Linked DNA regions of Homo sapiens: region 1 is linked to region 2. Evidence: read pairs that join two places in POLR2A ChIA-PET (ENCODE). Cell type or tissue: GM12878. All regions are shown on one strand. Links, peaks and the distances in the headings refer to the core of each region. The heading gives the core; the rest is flanking DNA.

Evidence for each region. ChIA-PET counts read pairs that join two places held together with the same protein. Peaks named below come from ENCODE experiments on the same cell type or tissue, not always from the same donor. Only the 100,000 strongest peaks of a DNase experiment are listed, where the experiment ranks them.
Region 1: POLR2A ChIA-PET joins it to region 2 with 8 read pairs; 1 of 35 experiments calls an interaction of 5 or more read pairs at or near these places.

The regions. Positions count from the first base shown.
Region 1 is chr6:12,748,498-12,756,019 of GRCh38, reverse strand. PHACTR1 (phosphatase and actin regulator 1) reads right to left here. Exons shown (of 15, transcript NM_030948.6): 4 at 6,230-6,376. Among named protein-coding and RNA genes, the nearest start is that of PHACTR1, 35 kb to the right of the region's middle. RefSeq lists enhancers at 5,754-6,255, 6,381-7,065. In GM12878, for the core only: no CTCF peak of the experiment used is centred there; a DNase peak (open chromatin) is centred at 4,118; H3K27me3 peaks cover 299 bases.
Region 2 is chr6:12,099,336-12,106,857 of GRCh38, reverse strand. All of the region lies in intron 3 of HIVEP1 (HIVEP zinc finger 1), which reads right to left. Among named protein-coding and RNA genes, the nearest start is that of HIVEP1, 91 kb to the right of the region's middle. RefSeq lists an enhancer at 7,029-7,522. In GM12878, for the core only: no CTCF peak of the experiment used is centred there; no DNase peak of the experiment used is centred there; H3K27ac peaks cover 1,383 bases.

The DNA of each region.
Region 1 (7,522 bases), core at 1,684-6,683, 650 kb before region 2:
GATGAACCTGTCAGTTTATATGCACGTGAAGAAAAAGGGAAAGAAGTTTCTTTGTATTTCATGGCTAGGTCAGTGCTTAGAGGTTAGGATCCTTCTTTCTGTGAATTCCAAAGAGATATTTTGTTTTGTAGGATTCTGCCATTTAGCTGGTCTGCCCACATGTTTACCTTCCCTGGTAATCTAAAAGGGTAAAGGGGAAATATAGATCTTACATACCCGTTTAATTTTAATTATAAAGGAGAACAGGTTAAAAGACTTGAAATGCCAATTAGGAGCCGAATTAGTATTTAGTTTCCTCACTCTCCATTTATTGCTAAAATTTCTTTAATATCTTACTCTATTATACAACAAATATCTAGAGATCATCAATTTGAATAATCCCTGAATATTCAAATTAAAAATATAACTAATATTTTGTATATAAATGTGCCTATATAATAGAGATTCATTCTTCTTTTAACTCAAAAATTTCCATAACTTTGCTGTGATCAAATATTTTCATTCTTATTGTAATGAAGCTATTTTATATGTTTTATACAACAAATAAGACTATCTATAAAATCAGGTGTAGTATGTATCCAGTAATACAGCTGGAGTTAGAAGTGTCAGTTATTTTTAGATTGAATGGGACTTCAGAGACTTTAAATCTAAAACCCTCATCTTAGAGCTGAGTGAATCAAACCCCAAAAGGTTAAATGGCTTGCCCATGGTCTTAGGAAATTGATGCATTAGAATCAAATTCTTCTGACTCTTGCCTCAGATATTTCCTATAAAACACGCCTCTGTGGGATTTTATAGAATTAAATTATATAGACATATATAGACAAACCAAAAAAGTAATTTACCATGTAGCCATAAGGTAATTGTAAATACCATACTTACATGTTTAAAAATAATAATGATGCTCAGACCAAAGAGTCTAAGAAAATCTAATTACCCAACATAGATTCTGTGTTCAAGTTGTTTCACAAATATTTATGGGAAAGTGCTTCCCATTTACTCATAGTGTTAATTACAGCCACCCCTTGGTAACCATGAGATTGGTTCCAAGATCCCCTGCGAATAACAAAATGCGTGGATACTCAAATCCTTTACATAAAATAGTGTAGTATTTGCATATAACCTAAGCACATCCTCCTGTATACTTTAAATTATCTCTAGATTACTTATAATACCTAATACAGTGTAAATGCTACGTAAATAGTTGTTATATGATTTAGGAAATAATGAAATAACTCTTTACATGTTCAGTACAGACGCAGCCATTCATTTTTTAAAAATATGTCCCATCCCTGGTTGGTTGAATCCACAGATGTGGAACCCATGAATGCCGAAGGCCGACTGTACTTACTTCCTTGTACCTTTCAAATATTCATTACACTATCTGGGGTGATCTTCACTGGTACCATCTTAATGCATGACATAATGAGATTATCAGGTTAGCTAGCTCTAACTATATATAGCACAGAAGGAGGGAAGGCTTCTACACTAGAGGCTCCTGGTGAGCTGTGAGATCCACCATTTGAATTCTGCCTACCAAATACAGGAAGCAATACTTAAGAGTTTGGGCCACCAAATAAAAGCCAGACCCACATGGTCTGCCTTCAATTTACAATCAGTAACAAAAAATATAGTGAGGAACACACTGGCATTCTTCAGCAAAAGAGTGAAGGAGGATGCCTATCAAAACCTTTAGGTTGGTGAAGCAATCTCAGATCAGGATGGCAATAATATTTACAATTTGCCAGCCCAGGCGCACTGGCTCACACCTGTAATCCCAGCACTTTGGGAGGCCAAGGCAGGTGGATCACGAGGTCAGGAGATCGAGACCATCTTGTCTAATACAGTGAAACCCCATCTCCACTAAAAATACAAAAAAAAAAAAAAAAAATAGCCAGGCGTGGTGGCAGGTGCCTGTAGTCCCAGCTACTCGGGAGGCTGAGGCAGGAGAATGGCATGAACCTGGGAAGCGGAACTTGCAGTGAGCCAAGATGGCACCACTGCACTCCAGCCTGGGTGACAGAGTGAGACTCTGTCTCAAAAAAAAAATATATATATATATATATATATATATATTTACAACTTGCCTAGGGACAGTTCTCATTGCTAAGTGATGATGGCACATTCTGAGCTGCCACTTCTCTATATCATGGGCCTCCATTATTTAGCTAAGCGATAAGGGTGGAAGAGAGGTACCCTGGGACCTAGTTTATAACTTCTTTTTGTAGACCCATCCATCCTTATAGGAAACCATAGCAAGCCAGTTCTGACTGCCATTGTCCTCTGGGCCTGAAAGGGTGAAAGAGACCAGTGAAGGCCAGAAACAGCTATCCTTGGTGGACATCCAGAACCAAAACAGATCTCAGCTTTCCAAAGAGAATAATTATGCTGGTGTTGACCATACTGTTAATTTAAATTCTCCCCCATACAAAGCAATTCTGATATATCAACAGAAGTTAAACCTCCTTATGATTAGAAAAGGACACATTTTTCTCAATAGTGCCTAATAATGGTTTTGTGCCTAAATCATCAGGATGCCTTGCTTTCCTTCTTTTGACACCCCTTTAAGAAATATAAGATGGGCTTAATTTTTCTACTTACTTTCATTCACTTTAGTATGTAATTATAGAGTTTTTCAGTTTCAGCAGCTTCTATGTATCAGGTAATCCTCCATATACTGTCAATCTAAAGATAAATAGAATACACTAGCCCATGGGAATGTACCTGCCAGATGAGCTGCAACTCTTCATTGCACTGACTGCAATGCAGTGAATGAACGACCTCATAAGGCAGGCTGCACTCTTACAAGATAAATGTCAGTGATGGGTTCATTCTAAGTGAGAATACAATTAGAAACACTTGCTACTAATAGTGTGAACAGACTCTTCTGTTCCAGGATGTCCTTTTAACACATTTGAATTCCTTAGGGGAAAAATCCCTTTTTGAATGTTTTAATCTTTGATGTGTCTGGGTAACCTTCGACAGATATATTGACTTAATTTTCTTTTGCACTGATAACATCTTCAATCATCTATCAATGTTTGTGTCTACTAAATGCTGAACAGAAGTTAAAAACCTAGAAAAAGGACTCTTAGAAAAATAAAAGTCATGGTTCAGAAAATTTCTGTTATCTATGCTCTCAATTTTAGCTGAAACTTGAAATTAGCATCTTCATACATTGATGAAAGACCCACATTTTGGTGCTATTCTTTGACTGACTTGCCACTGTAGGTGAAGAAGTATATCCTTCACTCAAGCTGCAGAGTTATTTCTGAAATGATATTATTAAGTACTGTTGGAGATAGGGTGTAGTTGAAAAATCCTTAAGTGTTTAATTAGTATTCAAAATGCCCAGTCCACTTTATTTGGCAACTGGACGATTAGTTTAATGATTTAGTGACAGCCAAGTAAAAGGAATATATGTATATGTATTCCTTGAAGCATTGCTAAACCTCTAAAATATCAAACATGGGTTTATGTATAATTACTGGTGTGGGAAAGCAAATATTAAACATAAATAGTTTAAGCCAATAAAAAATTTCTCTGGAAAGAATAAACAATAAGTAATTGTTTGGGGGCAGGATTGGAAAGAAAGGGCACAGGACTTGCTTAAGTGTTCATAAATTGTGGTTAAGACATAAACAAAATTATCTCTATGCCCAGATTATGTAATTTATTGGGAGTGTGCATGCTTCTCTGTTCAGCAATGCTGATAACAACACTAATAGTTTAATTACAACTTGCTGCTTAAGGAGATAAACAAGGCTGTTTGCTTTTAAAACCAGGGGTTACAATTACTCTTAAATGCGGGAGAAAGGCACATCTGTGAGTGGATCTTACTTCGTTAGGGAAGCAACCAGAAACCAGCTGGAAATAAACAAGCCCCAGGAGTGAGCAGTTGGCGCAAAATTAGAGCATAAACGCCCGATTTGAGCAGCGGAGCAGTAGGCGTGATGCGTAGTAAATAGGCAGCAAATGTAGGTGGAGAGGGATGAAAAAGTTTTTGGTAGCCTGATCTTATGCATTTTCTTCGGGATTCCATCACAGGAGGGAAAGAGTACCCATCCCTCCACTGTCCAACTTACAGTCACTTCTCTGTCTCGCTTCAGCACCACCAAGGGAGGACAGCTCCCCTGACTGCAGTACAGACCAGGCTGCTAATGCCCTTCCTCCTTTAACAATATCCTCTCTGCATTTCTCTCTTACTGGTGTCTTTCTTGACACTTTACATTAGGAATATTTTAAGGGACATATAGAAGGGACTGAGTGCTTGTCTGGCTTATTTATTTCCAGATGAAACATAGATAAGTCCTGTCTGAGCCAATCTTTAAATTGGACTCCAGAGCAATTTAACCAAAATAAAAGATTGCAAGTCACTAGGTTTAATCTGGTGACAAAGTAATTAATTGAGTAGCAGCTGAAACTTGAAACTCTTGTTTAGCACTTTATTTTATTGTTTTGTGATAAAAGTACTAGTAGAAGGTAAACAACATTTACTAACTGCTGCTTTGGCTCTGTTCCTCCTGGGCTAAGCAAAGGGGTCAATAGACTAATTTCCAATATCACTTGGTTGGGAAAACAATCTTGCTCCTAAAAGAAACTATTATCGGTCCTTTGTGAGACCCCTCACAACCATACGCTGAATCTGAAACATAGAAGTAGGGGATTAACAATTCCAAAGTGGGAACCATGGACTACTACAGCATGCCATAGAAAATGCCAAAGCTTTCTAAATAAACTTGTCTTCAGCTCCAAAGTCAGAGGCAAACATTTAAGAAGTGACAAGATATACATGATTAAAACCACAAATCATCAAGACAGGAAAATTATATTCCAAGGCAGTTGGCCACTCTGGCACATTCAGTTACCATTCTTCCAGCCATAAGGGTATGGTTGCTTAGTCAGTGCATCTTGTTTTTCTATGCAGTTTTCTCTTTTGTCGAAACTTCTCAACAGGGCATAAATACCCATCATCTGAAGGTTCTCTTTGCTCTAACACATGCACCATGCACGCGCACGCACGCGCACACACACACACACACATTTTGTTTGATTTAGTCCCATTTCCAAGAGTTTAGTTTCCTAAAGCAAAACCTACCATCTGCTTTATAACTTATTTTGAAAGGCAGTCTTCAGGAAAATGCCCTCACTTTTATTATAGTTGCTAGAATAATAAGGGACCTTGGACAGGAAGAGAAAACAAACTAGGATGGAAGCTTAGGAGTCATTCAGAAAAGGCAGAGCTATGAAGTTAGTGGTGAACAACTTCTTCCCAGTGATAGTGACCACACACGAGTAAGGCACTCTAGAGTCGAGTTAGGAGCAGCAGCAGCAGAGGGAACAGTAGATGCTGGACTTTACTCATTGAGTAACCTTCAGTGGACTCAACTGAGGCATTTTTTGACTCTGAATCCCTCAGTCCTCCTTCTGTTGCTTTCCTTCCCCCTCCCTCCTCCCTTCCTTCCCCCCTTCCTTCCTTCCCTCCTTCTTTCCTTCCTTCCTTCCCTCCTTCCTTCTTTTCTTCCCTAGCGCCCCACTGCCTTCCCTCGTTTCCTTCCTTTCCTCCCTATCTTCCCTTCTCATTTCTTCTCTCCTTCATGTACCTCAGTTACCCTTTTCACTTAATTCGATCTGGGCCACTTTGGGCACCAGTTCCAGGGACAGCATCAAGTCACCTAACGTGCATTCTCCAGACCATGCTATTATGACCAGCACGGTAGCTTCCCAGCTGCTTGGTGCAAGGAAAAGGTTCCGTTCCAGGCGGCCAGCCCCGCCCCCTCTCCCCACTCCAACACCGCAGCGGCGGCGTCAACCCGTCAAAGCCAACAGAGTCTGAATGTCACCAACAAGTTCCACCCCGTAGTAGCCGCGCCAGCCAACCTCGCCCGGGGAGCCTCGCCAGACCCCGCGCCCGCAGCCTGCGCATGGGCGCGCGGCCCGGGCTCCGGGTTATTCCCGGGATCACTGTGGTCACTGACAGCACTTCCTCCTCCCCGTGCCGGGGAAGCCCGCGTGGGACTCGGGCGGATGTGGGGCTGCACGCGCCGCCCTCCCCCACCCCGTAGCTCGCACACACGCCCTCTGCGCACCGGAGACACAAAGAGCGCGAGTGCTGAGCGCCCGACTGCGGGGGGCGGCGGGGAGGACGCCCGGGAGGGGCGGGGGCTCAACAGCCGGGGAGGGAGGGAGCAGGGCGGGGGCGGGGGCGCGGCGCCAGGGGCGTTCTTACCTGCCCCCAGGTTAAAGGAGATCCTGGCCTCTGCGAGGTACGGCGTGTCGCTCTTGGAGCGCACTCTCCGGATGGGCCGCCGGTCTATATCATCCTCCGAGGATGCCGCCATTAATGTGGGAGGCAGGAGCAGGGTCGCCCGGCGAGCTGAGAGGGAGAAGGAGACGGAGGGAGAGGGAGAGAGGCGGAAGGGGGAGGAGGGGAGAGGAAGAGGCTCGCGCACGGGGGAGGGGGAGGGGAAGGGGGAGGGGAGAGGAAGGGAAGGGGTGGGGAGGGAGTGGGAAAGAGAGGGAAAAAGGAAAAAAAAGGGAGAGAGAAAGAAAGAGAGCAAAGGAGAGAAAGGGGTGAAGGGAGAGAAAGAAAATCCGTTAAGGATCTGTGGACTGGAGCAGAGATCAGGCTATCCCTGGCTGGCGCCCGGGGCTCCCCCAGACTCCTCTCCCAGCCACAGGGCCGAGGGGCCAGTGCTTTTGGCTGACACCCCGCCTCCCGCCTGCAGCCCCAGTTTCCAGCCCTTGGCACAGATAGGCTCTTGCGAAAGGGACGACTCCAACGCAGAGATGCCCAGTCAGCACTGTGCCCTCTCCCGCCAAACGCGCTTACGCTGCCCAAGTGCACACTACGGTCTCCTTCACCCACAGGCTGCTCTATGTGAGCGTGCCGCGCCCGCGGTCCCAGCTCCGTGCGTGGAGTTACTACTTCTGGGGTGCAAGCCCTGGTCCCGCTGGTCATGGAGGAGGGCATTGTGCCCAGCCCAGCCCTCTCTACTCCCTTACTGCCAGGCAAGAGCTCAAACAGAAAGAGAACTAGATCTGAAATCTTCAGAAGTTTTCTTATCTGCCCCCTTACAACTTAGAGGTGGGGAGTGGAGGAAAAATGTCTACAAGTTTGGGAGCCGTTTGGTAGTAAGGTTTCTAGAGTTGGTATTTTGAATGTAAAGTAGGTATATGCATGCAGAATTGAGTGGCCTTTTCTAACCACTAACTTCTGGGTTGTGTTATCTCTACATAAGTACTCATTCATTTTAACCGAATTCCTCTTTATTTGGTCACAAATAATAGTGTTTGGGTTGGACTTGTAGCCTCTACAACCTGGCAACATTGTTTCTGCAGGAGAGGTGATCAAGGGGACTTTACATTTCTTTGAACGCCTGCACTGCCCCCTGCAACCCTACCTGTAACACAGCAGAAGAACCTAGAAAGGTTTCTGGGGTGTGAATAAGAATGGTTTGATGCTCCTGCTGAACCTATTGATGGGCTAAACCCTTTAATGTTTGTCTTTCTGCAGCTGTAG
Region 2 (7,522 bases), core at 1,499-6,498:
AAGAATATCTCTCATGCCAATGATACGCAATACTCAAAGCCAGATCCTAGAAAAATCTCCTTCTGAGGTCTGGGATAATAAGAGGATTCCTGCAATGGCCACTTATTTTTAATCACTTCTGTAGACTATTCAACTAACACAATGAAAGAATAAAAATCAATGAAATATAAATGACGGTAAGAAGGAAAATAGCATTATTTCCTGATAATAAAATGGTCTCCTAGAGAACCCATAAGAAATCACTGACAATCTATTATACCTAACAGAAGAGTTCAGTACAGAAACACACAAATATCAGTCTTTTTCCTTATGCCATAAATGATTAGTTAGAAAATACAATGGAAAATATTCTTCGACTAATATTAATAAAAATATTAAAATGCCATGAAATAATTTCGCACAGAAAATTCTAAACATACAGAAAATTTTAAAGTTTTCAGTATGAGTTTTTGTTTAAAAGTGGCTTACATAATAAAGAAACACACCATCCCCCGGAAAAAAAATAATATTTTGAGTACGTCAATTTGCAAATATCCAAGTTTTATAAAATTTCAAACAATAAAAAATTTTACTCTTTTAAGAAATGTAACATGCCTCCAATCTCCATTTGAGAAAATAATCACTCTAAATTGAACAATAAAATGCTGAAAGAAAATTATGTAAAGACAGCTTCATGGAAAAGATATTAAATGGTTAAGACAATATTTTCTCAAGATCAGATCAATGGATAAACCAAAAATACATAAAAAGGCCCTATCATGTATATGTATATATGTGTGTGTGTATATATATGTATATATGTGTGTGTGTATATATATGTATATATGTGTGTGTATATATATGTATATATGTGTATATATATATGTATATATGTACTTAGTAAATGAAAAAGGTGCCATATTTCAAAATTTTTGGGAAAAGAGATTCAAGTCTCATACACTGGATGATAAAGTAGAAACAGATCTTAAGCAAACAGCATGTACCAAAATAAGTTCAATAATTCAATGTAAGAAAGAAAACCACAAAAAGAATAAGAAAATAGGAATAAATATTTAGCTCACCTTGGGCTGGGATTACACTTTCTAAGCAAAAAAGCAAGCAAAGCAATTTGAATACATAAAAACTAAGGAGTGTGTCTGTGTGAGAGCGTGTGTGTATGTAATTTTCATTTTAAAAAGCAAGTGAGAAACTGAGAAAGTATCTGCAACATGTAAGGCAAAGGTTAATATGATAATGTATAAAGAACTTTTATAAGGGACTTATAGTAATTAAGAATTAAGTAATTAAGTAATTCAGATGATCCTCCTCTCAGGACAACAGATTACCTAGACAAAATATAAACATGATCAGCTTGAAGGCAATTAAGCAATAAAAAGATAGTGAAAAGTTACTGAGCCAAGATCCTGGAGAGGATAAAAGTCCAAACAGGGGAGATCAGTAGCTGGGGCTCCTTTTGATTAGGGAGGGTTTGTCTATTCAAAAGAGCAGCTAAAAGGCTGGGCGGTTCTGACAATCTAAAGGAGCTATAAAGGTACAAATGACAGAATCCAGGGCATGCCATGCATGGAGTCCGCATTAAAACCTGCATGTTTTCAGCTGAGAACCTAAAGGGCTTCATTCTAGGAATAAGGGAAAATTGCATAAAGATCAAGCTTCACATAAACTGCAACTCACTTTCAATGGCCCCAAAAATCTCACACTCTAAAACTCAATTAAGATGAATCTTAGATTGTCAGTTCTCCTAGAAGCCTGGCGAAGAAAACTGAAATCTTCTTTGAAGGAAGATATTGTCAACTTAGGCTTAAAACATTTCTATAATTTTTAAAATAAAATGTCCATCATATATTCAAAGATAACCAGGCATCTGAGAAAAGAATTCAACATGAAAGAACCAACATTATAAACAGATTTACAGGGGTCCAATATATTGGAATGAATACACAAAGACTTTAAAATAAATGTGCTTACTTAAGGACAAGAATACTGAAAATTTCAGAAAACTGGAAGTATAAAGAGACACAGCATATTTGAAAAGCCAAATATAAATTACAGAATTGAAAAAAATACCATAATAGAACTAAGATAGATTTAAATTTAGATTAGAACAACTGAAAAAGACAGTTGCTAGGTGCAGTGGCTCACAGAGGTTGCCACTCCCAGCTACTCAGGAGGTTGAGGCAGGAAGATTGCTTGAGGCCAGAAGTTCAAGACCAGGCTGAAGAATATAGCAAGACTTTGTCTCTAAAACAAAAACAAAAACAAAAAACAAATATAATCTGGGTGCAGTGGTGCATGCCTTCAGTTCCAGCTACCTGGGAGGCTGAGGCAAGAGGATTGCTTGAGCCCAGGTGGTTGAGGCTATAGTGAGCTTATATCAGCCTGGATGACTGAGCAAGACCCTGTCTCAGAAAAAAAAAAAAAAAAAAAAAAAAGGAAAGAAAAGGAGAGAGAGAGAGAGAGAAACGAAGAGAGAGAGAGAAAGAGAGAGAGAGAGAATAAGTCAGATGAAAACAACACAGAATAAAGTATTAGGAGACCAAAGGATACAATATCCAGAAAGTAACAAAACAAAGAAGGTGGAAAGATACACAATGAGGCAGAGGCAATATGTAAGGAGATAAAGTCTAAAAATTGTTAAAAATGAATGAAATGCATGAATCTACAGATTCAAGAGCACTCTAAACCACAAGCAAGACAAATATAGAGAAATCATACCTGTACACATCACTTTGAAACTATGAAAGTCAAAGACAAGGCCCAAAATCTTAAAAATAATTTTTAAAATTACTAGTAATTTTTAAAAGCCAGATTACCTTCAAAGAAGCAATAGAGTGACACCTCTACACCAACAATGTACTCAGGAAAATAAAATGCCAGGCTAGATTTTCTATGCTTCCAAACCCAGCAAGAATATTTTCCAACAATGAAAGTGAAATAGACCTTTTCTAATATATGACACTTGAAAGAATTTGCCACAACAAACTTGCACAAATGGAAAACTAAAAGAAACTCTTTAAAATTATGAGAATATTGTATTCTATTTTAACTTAGACAACCTGAATAACACATAAAATTTAACTTATATTATAAATAAAATTAGCCCAAGAAAGCAAAAACTTTAACAGGTCTCTGAGGAAGAAAATAAGAATACACTATTGAAGACCTACACAATACTCTTCTCCTTCCCTCAAAAACACTCAAAACTTTCAAGTAACGTATATTAAATTTTCCAGAATATTAAATATAATAACAGCTGCCTAATACAGTTAAGTCCAGATAGATAAAAAAAAAAAATAGTAAGTCTCCATGTGTGGCACAGCCATTCATGCAGTTGTCTAAACTAGAAACTATCCTGGACTCTTGCATCCAGTTACCACTTCCGCTCACTTTTTCTCAAATCATCACTGTTCACATATGTCCTCTGGTGAGCTCTGAAGACAGGGAAGCCAGGGTCTAGGTTCTGGCTCTGCCGCTTCAGCTATGTGACCTTGGGTAAGTTCTATTATTGAGCCTTCATTATCTGCAAAACACAGATAATGGCACCTCATGGGGTTGTGAGAATTATTTGAGATAATGCATGTAGACAGCTTGGCATTGTGCCCAGAACTTCAATTTTAGTTCATTATTATTGCTTCTGTTGATATTATTATTATTATTATTATTATTATTATTACATAATCAACACCATCGCTGGTTGCAATTGCAATACTAGGACAAAATGGCTACACCACTATTTCAGCATGTATATTTCTATCATACTACAGGGCCGGGATTAACACTGGTATTTTAGCTTCAGTGAAACTAAATGTTTAATACCCTTCTCATAAAAAAACTCATAAACATATATTTTATTTGATGTTTTAAAATAACTTTCTTTAAAAAGCTATTATTCTAATTATTAAAATACAAAATATTTAAAGTAGACTGAACACTATTAAAATAAAACAAACATAAAAAAACAAAATCATTTTATAAGTATGTACTTAAGAACTGACAACATAACAACACTGGGTCACAAGTGTATTTCTGTACTAAAAGTTTCAGCTCTTAACATGCTCTGACTCTACCTTAAGAAAATGAGATCAAATGTTATTTCTGTATCTTCAAATAATGCGCTTCTTGCTTGATATTTACGAAGATGTTTTTTACTTTGAGGTTTTTCTTGGAGGAATTGTAGTTGTACATCAAGCTGTATTTTTGTTTCAAAGAAAACATTTCCAGAGGCACTTATCTTTGCTAGTTTCCTCATGTAGAGGAATTCAAATGCAGAATTACCTGTTATCAGTATGACAGCAATGTTCCTAGTCTACTTGTCTGGAAAGCCTTGGTGTCATTTGTACAACAGAAGTTTGGTTTGCTGACTGACATTTCTCCTCCTCTTAGGGACAATGTGGGACTGGAAGAATTTTTTCACATCAGTACATTTTTCTGTTACTGAGTTCTAATTTCATTCCATGGCAGTTGGAGCAAACTATATTATTTCAATTCTTTTTGATTTAATGATCAACTGTTTTATGGCCTAGGTGATGGTCTATCCTGAAGAATATTCCATGTATACTGGAGAATAATGTGTATTCTGTTGTTCTTGGGTGGAGTATTTAGGTCTACTTGGCTTACAGTGTTGGTAGTCAAGCCTTCTATTTCCTTGCTGACCTTCTGTCTAGAAGATTCCATCCATTGTTAACAGTGGGGTAATGAAGTCTCCAACTGTTATTGTTGAATTGTCTATTTCTCCCTTCATTTTTATCAGTTTTTGCTTCATGTATTTTAAGGCTCTATTATCAGGTGGATACATGTTTATAACTGCTATACCTTCCTGATGGATTGACACTTTCATCATTAGAAAATGTCCCTCTTTACCTCTAGTAACATTTTTTATTTTGAAGTCCCTTTTGATATTAACATAGCCACTCCAGCTTTCTTATGCTTGTTATTTGCATGATACATCTTTTCCTATCCTTTCACTTTCAATATATTTGTGTCTTGGATCTAAAGTGAGTGCCAGTGCAGACAGTGTATAGTCAGATCTTGTTTCTTTAATCTGGTCTGACAATCTATGCCTTTTGATTAGACTGTTTAATCCATTCATATTATTGATATTATTGACACAGCTGAATTTGTGCCTGCAATTTAACTTTTTGTTTTCTGTATGTCTTGTGTCTTTTTTTGTTCCTCTACTTCTCCTTTAATGTTTTCTTTTACATTAAGTGAATATTTTCAAATGTAATATTTAATTTCTTTAATAATTTTTTCATTTATAGAGATTTTTGATTATTTCCTTTGTAGTAGCTCTAGGACTTACCTCACATCTTCAGAGTCTCTTTAGATTTATATTAACTTAATTCCAGTGAGGTTTATATTAACTTAATTCCAGTGAGATGTGGCAACATTATGCCTATATAGCTCTATTTTCCTTTTTCCTCCTTTTGTTATATACATATTGTATTTATACATGTTATATACATATTGTATTTATAAATGTTACAGTTCAAAAATACACTGTTATCATTACTTAACTATGTCTTTTAAACACTCCACTAAGAGAAGAAAACCAAGTATATACTTAGAGTATTTGTTATACTAACCTTCTTATTTGCCTTTTCAATAAGCACTTTGCCTGACTCCTGACAAGTACTTCACAGAAAGTGGTAAGAACAATTTTGTAACTCAACACAGGTCCTCTTTGGCTATGATATAGCTGGGTTAGCACAAAAGGTAATAGAAAAGTGACAACTGATGTGAAGTGTCATGAAATAAATACATTTTCTATTTTTATAACTTGCTCTAATGTTGTACAGTATGGTTTGTACAAAAGTAGCAGAAAGCTGAAAGACAAAAATCTAAATGTTGCTAACAAGATAACTGACACTGATGAGAAAACCAAACACATACTATCTCTCATCCAAAATGCTTGGGACCAGAAATGTTTTGGATTTCTGATGTTTTTTTCAGCTTTTGGAATATTTGCATTATACTTGCCGGCTGAGCATCCCTATTCTGAAAATCTGAAATCCGAAATGCTCCAATGAGCATTTCTTTTGAGCATCATATTAGTGCTCAAAAAGTTTCCAATTTTGAAGCACTTTAGATTTCAGATTTTCAGATTAGGGATACTCACCCTGTATTCTGCTGTTATTTTTACAGGTTTAAGAAAATCACTTAGCAGAAGGTTGATTCAGCCTTCAACTAAAACACTAGGTTTACAGAATAATAGTTACATTTCTCTGCCCTGAGTCTTTCAAATTTATATCCTCTTGCTCCACTTTCATGAGAAAGATTCCAAAGACTTCAGTGATTTTTCTAAGAAAGTTCTAGGATCTCTAAACTTAGGATTAGCGTCCAGTCAGTGTTATGTCTGTCTCTTACTGTATACAGTAGCTGAATCCACAAGAATATAGTATGATAATGATTTTTCCAAGCAATGTGTGCTGTGGACCACTCCACTACTAAACAAATATTCAGGAATTCTGCAAGCCGCAACCATTCGGTAGGTTGAAATCATCCATGGTGGGGAGTATTTTTACCACTTTGAAAAATGCTATAAATTGTTAACTCCCTCCCCAACCAACCCCTCTAAGCCTGCCCCAGCTAGCAGATAGTTTACTAGCACTCCAACTGACCCTACATCAGCAAGAAAAGGTTAAATCCAGGGCAATACTGTCTATTACCAGAACAGGGAAATGTGAACTCCCCTTGATTAACATTTCTACCACCAGGACGTTTGAGTTGTAGTGTTAACACCAGAAATCTGGAATCCTCAGTTCTTCACACTATCACAACCTCCCACCAGGTTTACAAAGATGTTATGATATCACAAAATAACTACACTGAGAGTAGTCTGAGTCTTCCTGATTCAATGAAGTCATAAGAAAGGATTCATTTGGAGCTGTTAAAGAAGGAACCTTTTATTTTTGTGACGACATACACAAACTATTTGTATACATCACTGCATTAGATAATTTAATATGACAAAAGAAACAACTTACTTCAGAAAAGCAATCTAGATTACATATCTAACCACACTTAAGAAATCAAAGCAATAATAACGCACTGTTTACAAATCCTGCCTGTTAAGTAAAGGAATCCATCCTTTCTGACACCTCTACCATCCATCATCGATTCAATAAACATTTGTCAAATGCCTACTACATGCACTAAGAACTGTAGTAAGTGCTGTGCTATGACTGTGGGCAAAACTGTATAGGGGAAGATGTGAGGAGACCCCAGGCAGAGGTGAGAGGGTGAGGGTGTGGAGAAGTGAGTTGCATCTATGTTACCACGTTTTTTCTTCACATATAAGGGTCATGTTAAACAGTTACTAAATGGCTAACTACATGATGTGGGGTGGGCCTGCTGAAATAAACACACTCCTCCAGGCCAAAAACTCAGTGAGGCCGGGCGCGGTGGCTCACGCCTGTAATCCCAGCACTTTGGGAGGCCGAGGCGGGCGGATCACGAGGTCAGGAGATCGAGACCATCCCGGCTAAAACGGTGAAACCCCGTCTCTACTAAAACTACAAAA